2 separate regions of the Mus musculus genome follow, and region 2 is linked to region 1. The links are chromatin loops, found by intact Hi-C in ENCODE. Cell type or tissue: left cerebral cortex. All regions are shown on one strand.

Evidence for each region. A loop is a pair of places that touch in the nucleus more often than their neighbours do. Peaks named below come from ENCODE experiments on the same cell type or tissue, not always from the same donor. Only the 100,000 strongest peaks of a DNase experiment are listed, where the experiment ranks them.
Region 2: a loop joins it to region 1, with 3 times the contacts of the local background. A loop is called at or near these places in 7 of 42 quality-filtered maps.

The regions. Positions count from the first base shown.
Region 1 is chr2:63,499,486-63,507,485 of GRCm38, reverse strand. No RefSeq gene overlaps it. Among named protein-coding and RNA genes, the nearest start is that of Gm23503, 71 kb to the right of the region's middle. In left cerebral cortex, a CTCF peak has its summit at 3,331 (motif pointing left); no DNase peak of the experiment used is centred here.
Region 2 is chr2:64,910,930-64,918,929 of GRCm38, reverse strand. Grb14 (growth factor receptor bound protein 14) reads left to right here. Exons shown (of 14, transcript NM_016719.1): 10 at 1,615-1,731; 11 at 1,823-1,895; 12 at 2,014-2,101; 13 at 4,121-4,214; 14 at 6,077-6,452. The coding sequence ends at 6,223. Among named protein-coding and RNA genes, the nearest start is that of Grb14, 110 kb to the left of the region's middle. In left cerebral cortex, a CTCF peak has its summit at 3,182 (motif pointing right); a DNase peak (open chromatin) is centred at 3,323; H3K27ac peaks cover 2,277 bases.

The DNA.
Region 1 (8,000 bases):
CTGTATATACAACTTGTTTCTTATTTTTAATTGCTGTAAATTGTTTATAAGGAGGAAGTAACTCAGTTTATCTATTAGAGGTCTTAGATTTACCTTTGAATAAAGAAAAAGAGATAAGTTTGCTTTTGGATTAGGTGGGGAAGTAAGGTGCTATTAATCACCTCATCTAAGGATGAAACACAAAGGAGTCTGTTAATAAGATTATGGTGCAAGTATTTTTGATACACCACACTCAATATTGCACATTGTGAAGGTACTAGTCCTAACATAACTACTTATTAACTTTGTGCTTTAATTAAAGTAACTATAGTAAAGTTACTTAAACATTTGAGTGTCATTTCCCTTATCTGCAATATGGATGTTAAGATAATGTCTATGGTTAATTCAGTTTAGATTATGGTAATGTTAGATCCTCTTTCTTCCTGATTATGAGTATCTTATAACACAAATATACCTTGTGCTACATCAAGGACCAGTTATAATTTTAATGCACACTGATTGCACCCTCCCAACAGTATCCATGGGAAGTGACCCTCCGTCTATGAACGTATTCTGGTTGCTGAGACAGAGACAAAGGAATTCTGGAGAATTAAAAAAAAAAAAAAAAAAGAAAAGAAAAGAAAAAAGAAAATTGCCAACCCATTGGTAAAAACCATATTTCTCAAAAATGTTGAGTCATGGTTGTTCAGATACCCAAAACGTTTGAAGGCAAAGGGGATGGAGGACTCACTCAATGCCTAGTAGTTGCAAAAATTCCACAGTCAGTGAACATTCTCCATAGCAACCAAATGATTTCCAAGGAGCTAGTCCTTCTGAAGGATTAAGGCATTTATTCCTTACTTGGTTGGTTATGTTCTGAGAACACTATAAACATGGAATACACACTAGCTCTTACTTTCTCATCCTCAGTAAGACTTATAAGGCTGTTCATTCGTTCTCAAAACTCTCTTCTTGAAACTTTTGTGGTATTATTTACACATCTCGCTTTTTCTCCAAATGGCTCATGATGGGCTCTTCAGTGTTTCTCCCAAGTCTGGATGAGCGGTGTAGCTCAATACCTTGCTCACCACACTCTCGGGACTTCCCTGAAATGAAGCATGGAATAAAAGTTGTATCTGCCGTTTGCTTGCCTGTATTTCATCTTAATTCACCTTGCCCTTGGCTATTGCAGGCTTTCCTGGTTCCAGGAATGCATGGCTTTCAGACATCTTTACTGTTTTTATCTATACGTATGAGCATATGAACAAATTAATTGGCAAAAATAGCACATTATTTAATATTGAAAGGAGGCAATAAATGAAAGTGGGATTTGGTGTGTGTGTGTGTGTGTGTGTGTGTTTGTGTGTAGAGACTAAGATAGCCATATGTTTCATCCTCCATACATCAATATATTGGGGCTACTTTAATAGTTTCCCATAGCTCTCTTATTTCACAGAGGTCAGCTCACCACACCAGCTCTGACCTTGAGTATTCTCTCTCTCTGTCTCTCTCTCTTTTCCCCTCCTCTCTTTTTCTTTTTTCTTCTTTTCTTTTTCTTTGCTTTTTTATTTTTTTATATTTTTTGGTGTTTGTGCTCCCTTGCTACACTTCTCCTAGACTAACTTAGTAAAATTTAAATTTGTTCTCAAAGCCTCAGAAATGTCAAGTTATATTTAGATTATTTATATTTTTATCTGTCTTGCCACATTCTGACATCCTTGAACACAGAGATCTTATTTCATTCATCTTTGTATCTCCAAGAACCTATAGCAGTCAGTATTGTTGCATAGAAGAATGCCACTTTAGAAATCTAATGCCTTAATTAAGGGTACCAAACATTCAGTGAGCTGGGAGGTAGCTGTTTCAAGCATTCTAAAGGAGCAGCATGTGGGGACAGATTTTTAGGAAGAAAACATTTCCATATTGTCTTAAGACTTCATGGCAGACAACATTCTAGATTAGATTTGAACTACAATTCTACCTGATGTACATCATATGGGTTCAAGATTTTGAGAATTATGATGCCTCAAACTATCAAAAGGAGAAATTTAGAAATTTATAAAACTGTAGATATTTTAATAACAATCATCAATAACATAATCATTTATATTTATAGGTCTCAAGACCTATAAGTAACATTTTCTTTTCTTTTCATCCTCCACTCTTTTTCACCTTTCTCTCTCTCTCGTTTATTTATTTATTTATTTGTTTGTTTTTTGTTTGTTTGTTTGTTTGCTTGCTTGTTTTTGGATTCACACTCTTCCAGGCCGACCAGGAACATACAATTATTCTGCTCCATTTTCCAATGTGCTGAAGTTACAGGCATGTACCGCTGAAACCACACCCAGCACAGATTTGTAAACAAAATGATGATGTCAGTTCCAGCCACAGAATTAAATGGCCTTTTAGGAAGACTGCTCACTTTTCTGCATATCATTCTTACCTTGGTCCTTCAGCACTTCAAGTTCTTCATTACTAACATCCTAAAAGTCTTTTGCTCTAGCATCTGGTGCCTCCAAAGTCATGTGTCTGTAGTCATGTGGGCAGTGACTGAAACTCATGTGCTTCTTCTTCTGGAAATTATTAAAATCGCTATTATAATATAAAAATAAAAGAACAGTTAGTCCGTTCATGCTTCTCATAGCAGCTCATTAACTTTCTCACCAGACCTAAGCCTTCCTGGCAGTCTTTGATCCGTGCTTTCCGGTTACCTGAGGGTGTCAATACACCGTATACAGATAGAGATGATCTGGGTCTTTCTGTCATATTTCTTCCCTTTACTCTCTCTTTTAAAAAGACATTCGCTCCAAAATTTAAAATATCCAACTTGAATGCTACATTCTTCTTCCACGTTTAATTTTAATTTTGATAACATTTCAAATTGACCTTAAAATATGCATAGAATTTTTAATACTCTAAACAAGGATTTTTGTGGACCGTTCCTCTGTATTCCTCCCAGTCTCCATTTAAATAGCTGAAAAATCGCAGTTGCTGATCTCAAACATTAATTGAATTAATGTTATCATGTTAGTTATTTTATATTAAGTTATACTAGTGCTTCAGTTATAGTCACAGGTTTTAGTATTGACCATGTAGGAGTGAGTTGGAACTTCACAAATGGTCATCGACAAATGACTCTACCCAGGTCAATATTATCCTGAAAGATGTTCATAGTTGTTCATTTTTCTTGACTTGATTTTTTTATGTATATCGATAATAATAGAAAACAAAGAATTGTTCTTATAAATATACAATTATTTGAAAAATATACAGATTTGTCATGGACAGAAAACTAATATTGGTCAAAACTTAAATCTCCAATTATCTTAGTTATGTGAGGTATGGAACAGCGGCATCTGGTGGCTGGCAAATGCTAGTGCACCATCAACTCAACTTAATAACCTGGAATTTTTTTTTTTTTTAATCTGAAAAGAGAAGTTGGATTTGTAAATTCACTGTTATATTCTTGGGATATTTGCCTCATCCCTCGCTGAGAAAATGTGTATATTAGAGGAGTATAAAGTTTGTTCTCTTACATTTACAACCTTAAATTTAGTTTACTCTTTGTAAAAAATGACATAATGTGACACACAAAATACTCTTAGGACCTACATGAAATTGAAGGTTAGCAAAATGTATGTTTTTGATTTGTAATTCGTATTACTTTTAACTCCAAGTTTTACCTATTAAACTATTTCTCAGAATATATATTCCTTAATCCATTATTTGTATTCAGTGTTTTATTAATGTGAAAAAAAATCAAATTCCCAAAGATTAGAGTTACATACAATCCCTACCAGGATGGAACTGTGTGACCCTCAATCAGGGCATTTAACTCCTTTGACCTCCGTTTTCTCATCTTATAAAGTTAGACTAGATAGATACATACATACCTAAAGAATTTAATGATAGAAACTTAGTAGTTGGTGATGATTAATTACAATGGCGTAGCTCTCCTCTGATATTTGGCATTTGGTGCATAGGGGATTGATATTTTAAAAGATGATAATAAGGCTTCTTTAAATTCATATTCAATACTCATATAACATCCATTACCAGCACACCCAATGGGATACAGAAGTGTCCCAGGATCATAGGCAAAGAGCCAAAGCTATTACAGACACATTTGTGAATAAATTATCCACAGCTTAGGCACAGATCCTCACACTCACAAACCCACTAAATACCTGCTGTTATGCAACCATTCATTGCTTTTCCAAAACTTGTTCCGAGGCAGATGCATTAGAATCATCTGGGCATTTTTACATATCCATATTAGGTGCTCTTCCCCAAACCCACTGAAGGGAGATAACAGGAATTCCCATTTTTAACAAGGTCCCTTGGTGTTAATGTTGACTTTCCTGACATGAGAAATACTCACTGCCCCACCCTAGAAAGCATGTAGACTCAGACAGGAATAGATACTGGTGCCTTCTAGTTAATGAAAGAGAAAGTCTTTTAAACCAGGACTTGAAAACTCAACTGTCAACGGGACCCACAAAAGTAAGTTAAAAAAAATGGCCAACTAGGAATTCAGGGGGACTCTAGAGAGCATGCCCCATGCAAGGAAGGCTGCTTTAATTAGCTCTAGTGTTCAGTTGTCAGGAGAGAAATACTTCCTAGGGTTTTGCCTCCTTTTAAAAAAGGAGAGAGGGGGATGAAAATAGGATTCTTATATAAAATCCTCAATATTTTAGGAGTAGGAACTAAATCACTGCAAACTAAATTAAAAACACATGAAGGCTTCGAATTGACGCCCTTTCTACTAGATCTTTTTCTTGTCTGTTCTCTCTCTCTCTCTCTCTCTCTCTCTCTCTCTCTCTCTCTCTCTCTCTCTCTCTCTCTCTCTTCTTTATCTTGCTTGCCAAAAAGCACCATGCCTGAATGCCTGTTGTCATGCTACCCAACATGTTGGGCTTGGACTTTAGCTCTCTGGAACTGTAAATCTCCAATAAAATCCTTCCACAAAAAAAAATTCATAAGAGGAATATGGTATCTAATTCTATAGGGAGTATTGATGACTACACAAAGATAGGTAGGCAGCAACTTGGGTACTTTTAAAAATGTTTTTCTTTTTTCTTTTTTTTTTAAATTTTTTATTAGGAGTGGGTGGGTAGGGGAGTGGGGGGGTGGGTATGGGGGACTTTTGGGATAGCATTGAAAATGTAAATGAGGAAAATACCTAAAAATGTTTTTCTAGTTGTCTTTTGGTGATAATGATTGGTAAAAAGATGTTTCCAGATAACATGCAAACATGAAGTGGAAATTTCTGGTTGTGTCATGTGATGTTTTGCTAAGGCAAGACTCATGAGAGGACACATGATGTTTGGAAAGAGTATAAGTGGGACTCAACAGACAGTGGTGGGGTGCTTGCCTAACTAGCATTGAGTGAGGCACAACAGAAAACCCTTGGCATTCCCTGACCTGGTTGCTACTAATGACCGTTGGTGATTTGTGTTTGGTGACACTTTTGAACTGGACTGCTGGTATCCTGACAAACAGAGAGTGGAATCACTGCAGAAGAACTACACAGGTCCACATCCCCTTGTTCTATTTACCAGTCTTTGCTCCCCTACCTTTGGACAGTTGGCTAGAAGGAGTGTTTAAGCATTTGAGAATCCTTACTAAAGTAGGTCTAAATAAGTCTAGGCCTACAGGAACATCACAAGGTATTATTAAGAAAAAAAAAAGGAAAATACATACAGGACAGTGACAGAGGATGTGAAACAGCAGTAGGAAATATTAGAGACATCAATGTCATATTAATTATCTTTATCTATTTGAATTGGTCGTCCAAAGGAATTTTGAGATTTATCACAACCTGGAGCACATCCAAAAGCCACTAAATTTCTGAGCAGATGACATATCACCAGGACTCATATCATTGTAAAATGATATGACTCGATTAATTTGAATGAAGATAAAAGATACCTAAATTTTATGTCCTGTAATAGGCATCACTTATGTGACACATTACTACAATTTATTAAGGCTGATGATTTGTTGAGAATTAGCTGTGGTCGTGGCCTTGTATGAGCTATTGGAAAAAGGAATAAAAATAAAAATAAACACAAGATTAACTGAATACTAGGGTCTAGAAAAAAGAGCTTATTTTAAAAATACAAAGTTTTTTTAAAAAACTTAAAACATTATCTTTTTTAAAAAATCCATATTTTAATAAGAAATGAACTCATTAAGTTTCCAAAAAGTTAAGGACAATGGTTTAGGTACAGTAGCTGAAGAAATTAAGTAAGAGTCTTTTGAGTCAGGCAAGCACTTATTTTTTTCCATCCAACAGACAATGGTGGAGGGTTTAGTGCATTTTTATTAAGTGGTTATTAACATTATTCAATGTACATATGTAACACATTATATATGTACGTTATCTATAACACGTATATGCATGTCTCACTGCCATCTCACTTCCACTAAACTCCTAGTATTTATAACTCTACTACACAACACACTGCAAATTACATATATTTGTTTCCAGCTTTGGTAAAGTGCTCTCTATGAAATGGAATATTATTCTGCCATATAGCTCTGTGGTAATTTAATTCATCCCAAAGTTAGAAAGAGTTTTGTTCCAGCATCAGTAGCAGTAACATTGCAACAACAACCTTATAAAGAATTGATTCAAATTGCCTAACTTTTCCAACTGAACTGTCTTTGAATTCTTATAATTTTACATAAATTTTTATTGTCTCAGTCGCAAATGTGGTGGGGAATGAGATTATGAAACACAAAGGCAGAGAGATCAGACAGTTTACAGGAAATGGTTTTCAAGTATTGTTAGCCTTGCTTGGAATTCTGCCTACTCTACAGATATTCTTCTTCTTCATTCCTACGGAAGTTCTGGGCTAAAAAATAAAATAGTTAATTATCATTATTCCACAAAAATAAAATTCTTAACTTGATTGTTCATTGTGCATAAGTAGAACAATGAAGGCGTTCATGCTGATTGATATGTGTACTAGAGTGGGCAATGACGAGTGTATCTCTGTGAGTCCAAGGCTAGCCTGGATTACATAGCTCCAGAATAGCTAGAGCTATATGAACTGGAGACCCTGTTTGTAAAAAACTAAAGAAAGAAATAAAGAAGGAAGGATGATGAAAATTAGTGAACAGTATAAAACACCACAGAGATCATAATTGCTAAGGATCTTAACAAACATGGATATTTACACATCTTTCACATATAAATAAAATAGTATACCATATGTAATTATACATGTATACATGTATATACACACTTTACAATTTTTGTTTGTATTATTTATTGTGGTAATCTCTTTTAAATAAGTTATAGCAGGAGCTATACTTAATTTTTACAAACAATATTTGAAGAAACGTAATGCAACTAATTTTTAAAAGATGGCATTCTTTGGTTCCCCATTAATACACACAGTATTTTTTCTAGTAACCATATTTTCTATCTTCATACTATGTATCATAGTGGTATTAAGTTGTGGATCACTACACAGTCAAATTGTTAACTGAATGATGTCAGGTCTCATGGAGTTTTATCATGTTTAAATTTTCAAAAATTGAATTCATGTAGGAAAAAGAAAATTATTAAAAAAAAACCACACACACAAAAACCCTCCAGTTCTTCCCAAGTTCTCACAGCTTGAAGGGGACTCCAACAGAGAATCTCCAGTAAAATGCAAATATCCAGAGCCTCACCAGGTCCATGTGAGTCTCTAATTGGCAGCCTTCCTAGCAGAATTATCTCCATTCAATACTATATACTCTGAGTTATTTTTAAGTTCCTGAGTAACTTGAAGATATACACATTGATAATTTATTTAGATCAATATTTACCAAAGGTTGAATGAAATATATTTTAATTTAAAACATGCTTGCTATATAATTTAAAAAATTATTAGATATTTTCTTCATTTACATTTCAAATGCTATCCCAAAAGTCCCCTATACCCTCCCCCCGCCCTGCTCCCCTACCCACCCACTCCCACTTCTTGGCCCTGGCATTCCACTGTACTGGGGCATATAAAGTTTGC
Region 2 (8,000 bases), 1.4 Mb before region 1:
TAGTGTGGCACAACATGTTCCACACTATATCCTTTTGTGGGGGTCACACACCTCGAATGGGCAGCACAGTAGAGCTGGCTCTGGTGGTGTGGATGTGAGTGAGCTAGCCCTGAAGTCATGAGTAGGAGAACTGGCCTTGCTTCTCAGCATTCGGTGGACTAGCCAGGGTGTGGGTGAAGGAGAGCTAGTGGGCTGACCAACTTAGCTTCCACACAGGCCCAGATCCGGGGCTTTGAGTTGTCCCATCCCCAAATCTACCACATCTTTGAACTTCTGGAACACATGAAGGGGCCAATCTTTTTTCAGATCCAAAGTTGTAAGACCTACATGACACAGGGCAACAACAGTATAACTGAGAGGAGTCCTGGTGAGGATACAACTTTGGTAGTGTAGAAGAAACCAGAGGCCTCAAGTCAGACCAATGACTCAGTGTAATGAACAGATTTGCACATAAACATGGGTGCACTAACGCTTACACTTCGGGTTGGTTCAGCTGATAAGCACACTGGCTGCTTTTCCACGGGATCCGAGTTTGACTCTTAGCACCGACAATGATGACTCACAAATCCTTTGTAACACCAGTCCTGGGGAATCCAATCTCCTCTTTTGACCTTCCCAGGCACTTCACACATGTATTGCACAGACATACATGCAGACAAAACACATAAAATAAAAGGGTATTTCATAAGTAGCTGCACTTGACATTTAATTGGCAAATTTTAAAGCTTAGAAAGATGAAGTAATGGATCAATGGACATTTTTGCTGTCTTCCCAGGAAATACCTAAGTCCCTGAGTTCAACATCCCCTTCAGTTGTCTCGGCAGATAACCACCGGACTAGGGGACGTATGTGAGATCACCGTTTTACCTCTTCTGTATATTTTAACTTTTAACTTTCTGACTGGCCACATCTGCAGTCCTGTCAGAGGCACAGCTTGGAGAAAGTATTGGAGAAACCAGACCTGTTAAACACACGAGCCTATTTTCTCCAAAGGAGAAATTACTGATGCCTAAACACCCAGAAGGCTAGACTGGATGTTGTCTAGCAAGCTGTCATCGTTGTGCTATTCTATAGAGCTAGCTTTCCTGAATCCACTAATATCTTGAGCTTAGTCCCTAGGTGACTAGAACCCGAGAAAGCGTCCCATGTATTTTGCATCCTCCATCAATAGAGCCTATCCTTATGCTTCCTCTTTAGGCCCTTACCCTGAGCACTGTTGGTCAGTCAAAGAATTGATTCTTATTGTACAGGTCTCGGGTGCTTTGCTACTTTGCACAGGAGTTTCCACGTAGCTAAGCCTAAAGCTTTGTTGTGATGAGTGTCATGTGGAAATCTGTTTGCAAAGTTTAACTGCGAGTAAAATGTGTAAGAGGAAATAAAACCAACTAGGTCTGATTCTGGCAGTTTGCCCCAGTGCCTGCTAAAGTGGTGCTAACTAGAGTTTCATTCTTCACCTAGTGTGGATCTTTTCCCTGCCAACCATGACACTTACAGGGACCCTGGCAGCATCCCAGTCCAGAATGGATGCATATGGCCAAGTTCAAAGCTGAAGTTTAGTGATGAAGTGTATATTGATAGTTCAAATGTTTATTTTCGGTTGTTTCTATTTTTCAGAGAAGCGTATCAGAGAATTCCCTAGTAGCAATGGACTTCTCAGGTGAGAAGAGCAGAGTCATAGACAACCCCACTGAAGCGCTTTCGGTTGCTGTTGAGGAAGGCCTCGCGTGGAGGGTACCAGCAGCTTCATTTATCTCAAATGTTCATGGTTTGAGTCATTTTATCCGAGAAGTTGAGTTTTACTTTTGTTCCTTTTCTTGCTCAGAAAAAAGGCTGTTTACGCCTGGGGAATCACGGAAGCCCCAGTGCCCCCTCCCAGAGCTCTGCTGTGAACATGGGTATGTTTGCTCTCTGTCAGATTGATGTTCCTTTAGATACGGTCACATGGGATGGGACAGGGATTGCATGCAGTGAAATCAGGATCACGACAGACAAACCTTTGTCTTCTTCCCCCAGCTCTCCATCGGTCCCAACCATGGTTTCACCACAGAATTTCCAGAGATGAGGCTCAGCGGCTGATCATTCGGCAGGGGCCTGTGGATGGGTAAGTCTGAGTGGTCATGTTTGGATTTTTTTCTATGTATGCATGATAATTATTTAACACATGCTATGAAATTATGACTGTGCCTTGTCACAAAGCAGAAGAACTTTTGTTACATAAGCGTGGTTGTCACTGCATTCTATTGGTGTTTAATATTTGTGCACAAATGTCCAAATAACAGGATACTTTATCCTTGACCAGTTAGCATTAATATTCACTTTATTTGTGTGGATTCTATCATCTCAGACTCTAATGTATGAGTGGGGGTAGCCTAGTCTGATTGAGATGTCAACATTTTGGTTTGCACATACAATAGATATGCTCCCAAATGTATTTCATAGCATGATGTTGTCCTGAATTGGTTTTCTTGGATATGATGCAAATACCTTAGTTGAAAAGCTTTTTCCTATATATTTTGAATTCTTGCCTGGTTTATTTTTCTCTTAATATCTGTATTGCCATTTTGTTAAAATAGTAATAGCTATAAAATTACTTGTTGGTGATATCTCTCATTGTTTTTATTGTGTATTATGGAGTATAAGAGAGGAGGATAGAATGACTTATGGAGCAGTTAAATCAGAAGGCTTTTCCATTTTATTGAGTATATTTCATCCACTCTGTATAATTCTAGCCAGATTTTTTTCTTAACTGCAGAGCAAATGAGGGGATTGTGTTGATGTTTAAAGAGGGGAGAAAGCAGGATCCATTTAAACAATGGTGATGGGATCTTGTATCTGCAAAGATTGCCTTAAGGTGTTGACAACATTGAGCTGTTTAATGCTGATGTTACGATAAAGATGCACATTTGCTCATTTCACTAGACTCTAAGAAGAGCTGTGACTATGACTCTCTACATGAAGCACACCTTTTGTGGTTATAAATTTAACAAACTGTAGTCTCACAGAGACCAAGAGAAAAAAGTATTTACATAATAGAGGATTACAATTTCCTTAATTTCAGAGTCCAGTATTTATAGAAATAAAGAAAGTAATCGAAGAAAGAATAACATACTAGTATGGTTTTTAAAAAAAATGTTCCCCCTTTTTATTTCTTTGGATAGACGTGATGGTGCCAAGTAGCCCACTAGGTGGTAGTGCTGATCTTCTTGGGAAGGGAAGAGAATTGTAGCTTTCTTTACCACTGAAATGCCCTTTTGTCCTGTCCTCCAGTGATGTAATCTCTGAGCCTCACACAGAACGCATGAAATGGATGCTTTGCTCAGACATTGGCTGCCTCTTTGCCCAGGCACAGTGAGATTAGTATTGGAGTCAGCATAGGGACATTTACACAGTGTGCTTGCCAATAATTAATACAAAACGGGTTTTGCGCAGCACTGCCAGTAAATACGAATCCCTGCCTGGTAGAATTTTTTCCTAGGCCATTAGGCCACATCTTGCTTGTCTAGCCTGACATTATAAAGGTTTTCTGCTGGACTCTTCAAGGTTAAAGTGCATGTTGTTCGGGTATTTCTTTTACTTAAAACATTGTTACCTAAACATTTCACAAACAATTTCAAGATTAATTTGTTAGAATATATTCATTTCTTACTAATGAGTCTAATAGTGGTAAAAACAAGAGGATCCACTGCAGAAGAAGGGAAAACCCTATTTAATTCCAAATAATTTCCTCCTTTCCGGGGCCTGTCATGCCCTGTCAGTCAAAATAGCAATGTCCATTCTTTGTGATGGATGGTTATGAGAGAGTGCCTAGTTTCTCAGTGAGCAAAGGACATGACAGTAATTATTGATGCCACTTTACCATTATATTGGCAGTTGTGAGCACACAACCTCACCAAAGGTTTGTGTATTTACCCTGCTATATCCATTAGTATAATGATAGTTTTACAGCATAAGTTTATTACCTGTTGTTTGCCAAGTTGGAGAGTCTTACCCACTGACCACCTGGTAAAGGAGGCCCCGGCTATAGCATTTATAGTATGCTTCCCTGCATTTCTACACCAAAGTATTTCTATGAAAGCTGAGTGTACAGAGAAACATAATGAAATGCCTTTTCTTTCTTTAGAGTTTTCTTGGTACGGGATAGTCAGAGTAACCCCAGAACTTTTGTACTGTCAATGAGTCATGGACAAAAGATAAAACACTATCAAATTATACCCGTAAGTAATTGTGACTTCAGGTTCTTGTAATGGAGATGCTCTGAATGCATTTGCTTTGGGAGCCTTGGGTTTCCTTTTGTGCCTTTTATTCAATATAATTTGGGTGCTTTGACTGAAGTTAAGTTTGGCAGAAATGGTTTTATGAGCCTGAATTAATATAAGGAATACAGGAATTGTAAAAAAAATTAAATTTCCCCCTTTTCCACAAAATGTGATTTAGCGATATTGTATAGACCTCATGCCACCTATTGTTAAAAGGCCACTAAGAAGTCCTTCCATGAATGTCACTAACAAATTTTTTAAAAAGCAGTGCTTGAAAATCACCTTTGCCTCCGTCCTCCTCTCAAAAATCCATGCTTTTGTTGATGTTTCCTGCTAACTTCATTTTAACCAGATGAAATCACAGGCGCTGTTTCTCTTGCATTGCTGCTGCATGCCTGTGCGTGTGTGTGTGTGTGTGTGTGTGTGTAGGGTGCATACTAGTAGCTCATGGAGTAGCAGAGATTTGTTTTGTAAGACTGCTGGAATGCTGGCGATTCTTCTTGAGATGCCCTTTTTCTGGATTTTTCCAATAGTTGTCTGAAGTGTTGTTCCCCCCCCCCCCCCCCCGCCCCGATCCTTTGATTTTTTTTTTAATTATATGATCAGCAACTCCAGCAAATATGAAGTGATTCATGCCAAAAAGCCTGAGGAAAAAAAATAAAATTTAAAAATAATTTAAAATGAGAAAAGAATATTAAGCAAAACCATGGTAGGTTTCTGCTTAGTAAAGAGTACAGAATCCTCTCCAAGAACAGGCAATAGTTGTGCTATCCTAACTCTACAGAACAGTGGCAGAATTCAGAAGGAAACAGACTGCATGGGGCTGGAGAGATGGCTCAGTGGTTAAGAGTGCTGACTGCCCTGCTAGAGGTTCTGGGTTCAATTCCCAGTAACCACATGGTGGCCCACAACCATCTGTAACGGATTTGATGCCCTCTTTGGGTGTGTTTGAAGAAAGCAACAGCATAGTCATATAAAATAAATAAATAGTTCAGAGCTGAGATGGAAGGAAGGACCATCCAGAGACTGCCCCACCCGGGGATCCATCCCATAAACAACCACCAAACCCAGACACTATTGAATATGCCAGCAAGACTTTGCTGATAGGACCCTGATATAGCTATCTCTTGTGAGGCTATGCCAGTGCCTGGCAAATACAGAAGTGGATGCTCATAGTCATCTATTGGATGGAATACAGGGCCCTCAGTGAAGGAGCTAGAGAAAGTACCCAAGGAGCTAAAGGGGTCTGCAACCCTATAGGAGGAACTAACCAGTAAGCCCCCCTACCCCCAGAGATTGTTTCTCTAGTTGCATATGTAGCAGAGGATGGCTTAGTTGGCCATCAATGGGAGGAGAGACCCTTGGTCTTGCAAAGATTATATGCCCCAGTACAGGGGAACGCTAGGGCCAGGAAGCGGGAGTGGGTGGGTTGGGGAGCAGGGTGGGGGGAGTATAGGGCACTGTCAGAGAGGAAACTAGGAAATGTAAGAGGCATTTGAAACATAATTGAAGAAAATATCTAATAAAATAAATAAAAAATAAATAAATCTTTTAAAAAGAAGAAGAGCCAGACTGCTTACTCAAAGAGGAGACACTGCATTTGAATGCAAGTGATGCCAGGGAGAGTAGGCACGATGCTATTCTCATTGTCCTTAGTTTTATATACTTGTTGATTTAGGCTTATGAACACATAGTATGCAGAGGACTATCTATACTTGCTCTTCTGGGTCATTGATCCCCTTCTCTGTTTTATTTTAATGTTTTTGCTTATTTGTTCATTGGGGTTTCCTCTTACTAGTTTGCTGCTTCTTCTCTTGAAGGTAGAAGATGATGGTGAGCTGTTCCATACTCTGGATGATGGCCATACGAAGTTCACAGACCTCATCCAGCTGGTGGAGTTCTACCAGCTCAACAGGGGGGTCCTTCCTTGCAAGCTGAAGCATTACTGTGCTAGGATGGCTGTTTAGCCAAACTGTGTGTCACTCGTTACACTACAGAAGAAGAAGGATGCAAAGGAGAATGATTAGAGAGAGAGAGAGAGATCACAAGGCTGAAAACAAATCATGGTGAAAAGAAGATTTCACCTGCGGGTTACAAAAAAAAATAGGTCACACATTGCAAATTAGTGAAAACTTGGATTCCTATTACACTCATGACTTTAAATTTATTAGTTAAAATTAAACCTTATTAAAAAAATAGACTCGTGTTCTTGTGTGATTTTATATGGCTACGGGGTTTTGTTAAATGTGAAACTTTAAGCACTTACTTCAGTCTCACCATGAGATATGGGAAGATGCTGGGAGTGGATCTGCAGGGTTGGGGACACATATTTAGAGCTTCAGTGCTGATGGGATCAAGTCCAGACTGTGACATGTAGCGAGACCCTGACTTAAAGAAAAAGTTGTTCTGTCTGCTTGAAATCCTGGGTTTGCTCCTCAGCACAGCCAAAAGCAGAAGACAAAACCTGATTCAGAAACATCTTTTAAACACTGGATTTCAGCTATGCAACTTAAAAATATTAATAGTTATGACATATAACCTGTGGTTCTGTAGCTGGTCACCTCAATAGTTCACATTTATCTCTTGTTCTAGTTTGCAGAATACCCTACACCCTTTTACTAATACACAAATATCGCAGTCAGAGCAGGTAAAATCAAGGATTTCAAATCTGTAAGGACCCAAACAGCTAACTCCACTTCCTTCTCTTTATGTCTTCTTTTAGCTTCTCGCTGTGGTAGCTTATCAGGTTGCAAACTTAAGGAACCAAGACACTAGCCTTCCTCATCATCTTGGGAACCTTCTGGAAAGAAGTTTCCTCTTCCCTCTCCCTTTCCTCCTCCTCCTCTTCCTTGCCCTTCTTCCTTCTGCCTCTCCTACTCTCCCCCTCCTTTTCCTTTGTTTGTTTCTGTTTCTATAACTTTTCCCCCCTTTTTGTGGGAATGATAATAGTTGTTCTTAAAGAAATGACGAGAAACAAAACACCAGCAAACATTAATATATCTTTTTTTTGCCTTCTAACCGACCTTTGTAACAACATCGTGGGAAAGTTAAAGATTTCTTTAAAAATATTTCAGAAGTACGTAATTTAATCTTAGATAACAGTGATATATTTTGGTAATGGAGCATGGAATATATTCCCAAGATGCTAATAAAATCAGTCATCCCTGAGAAATAATTATTGGTTGGATTTTAAAATGTCCAACTTACTTTAACATTATAAGCTTAACTCCTCAAGTACCTAAAACATAGTCCATTCTTCTGTTAAAGAATGCTGTCAAGTCTCGATGAAGACTTAAAGATATCGGCTCTTCAAGTATATCAGTCCTTTCTTTACCTTCCAAAACAGGTCTGAGTAGATCTGATTTATTTCTAATTTATGTAAACCCTTTGTGTTTTGAGTTAGAATATGTTTGTTCATTTTGTACACAAATAGATCATATATAGTATGCTGATCATAATGCTAAACTCTAATCAACTGACAATTTGCATTTGTCTTTGTTATTTATATTTCTGACTGTCCTCATAATCTATAGATATTATAAGTCAATGAAAATTCCCAAGGGAAGATTGGTGAAGAGAAATCATTAGTTTTATTCCTTCTGAAAATGTGTGTGTGTGTGTATGGGATATGAACTTAATGTGATGTTAAATCTGATGATGCCAGACATATCCACTTGTCAGGTAATCTCAATATATTCCCCAGAAAATATGAATTACTCTTGGGTTATCTCCCACTTTGATTTA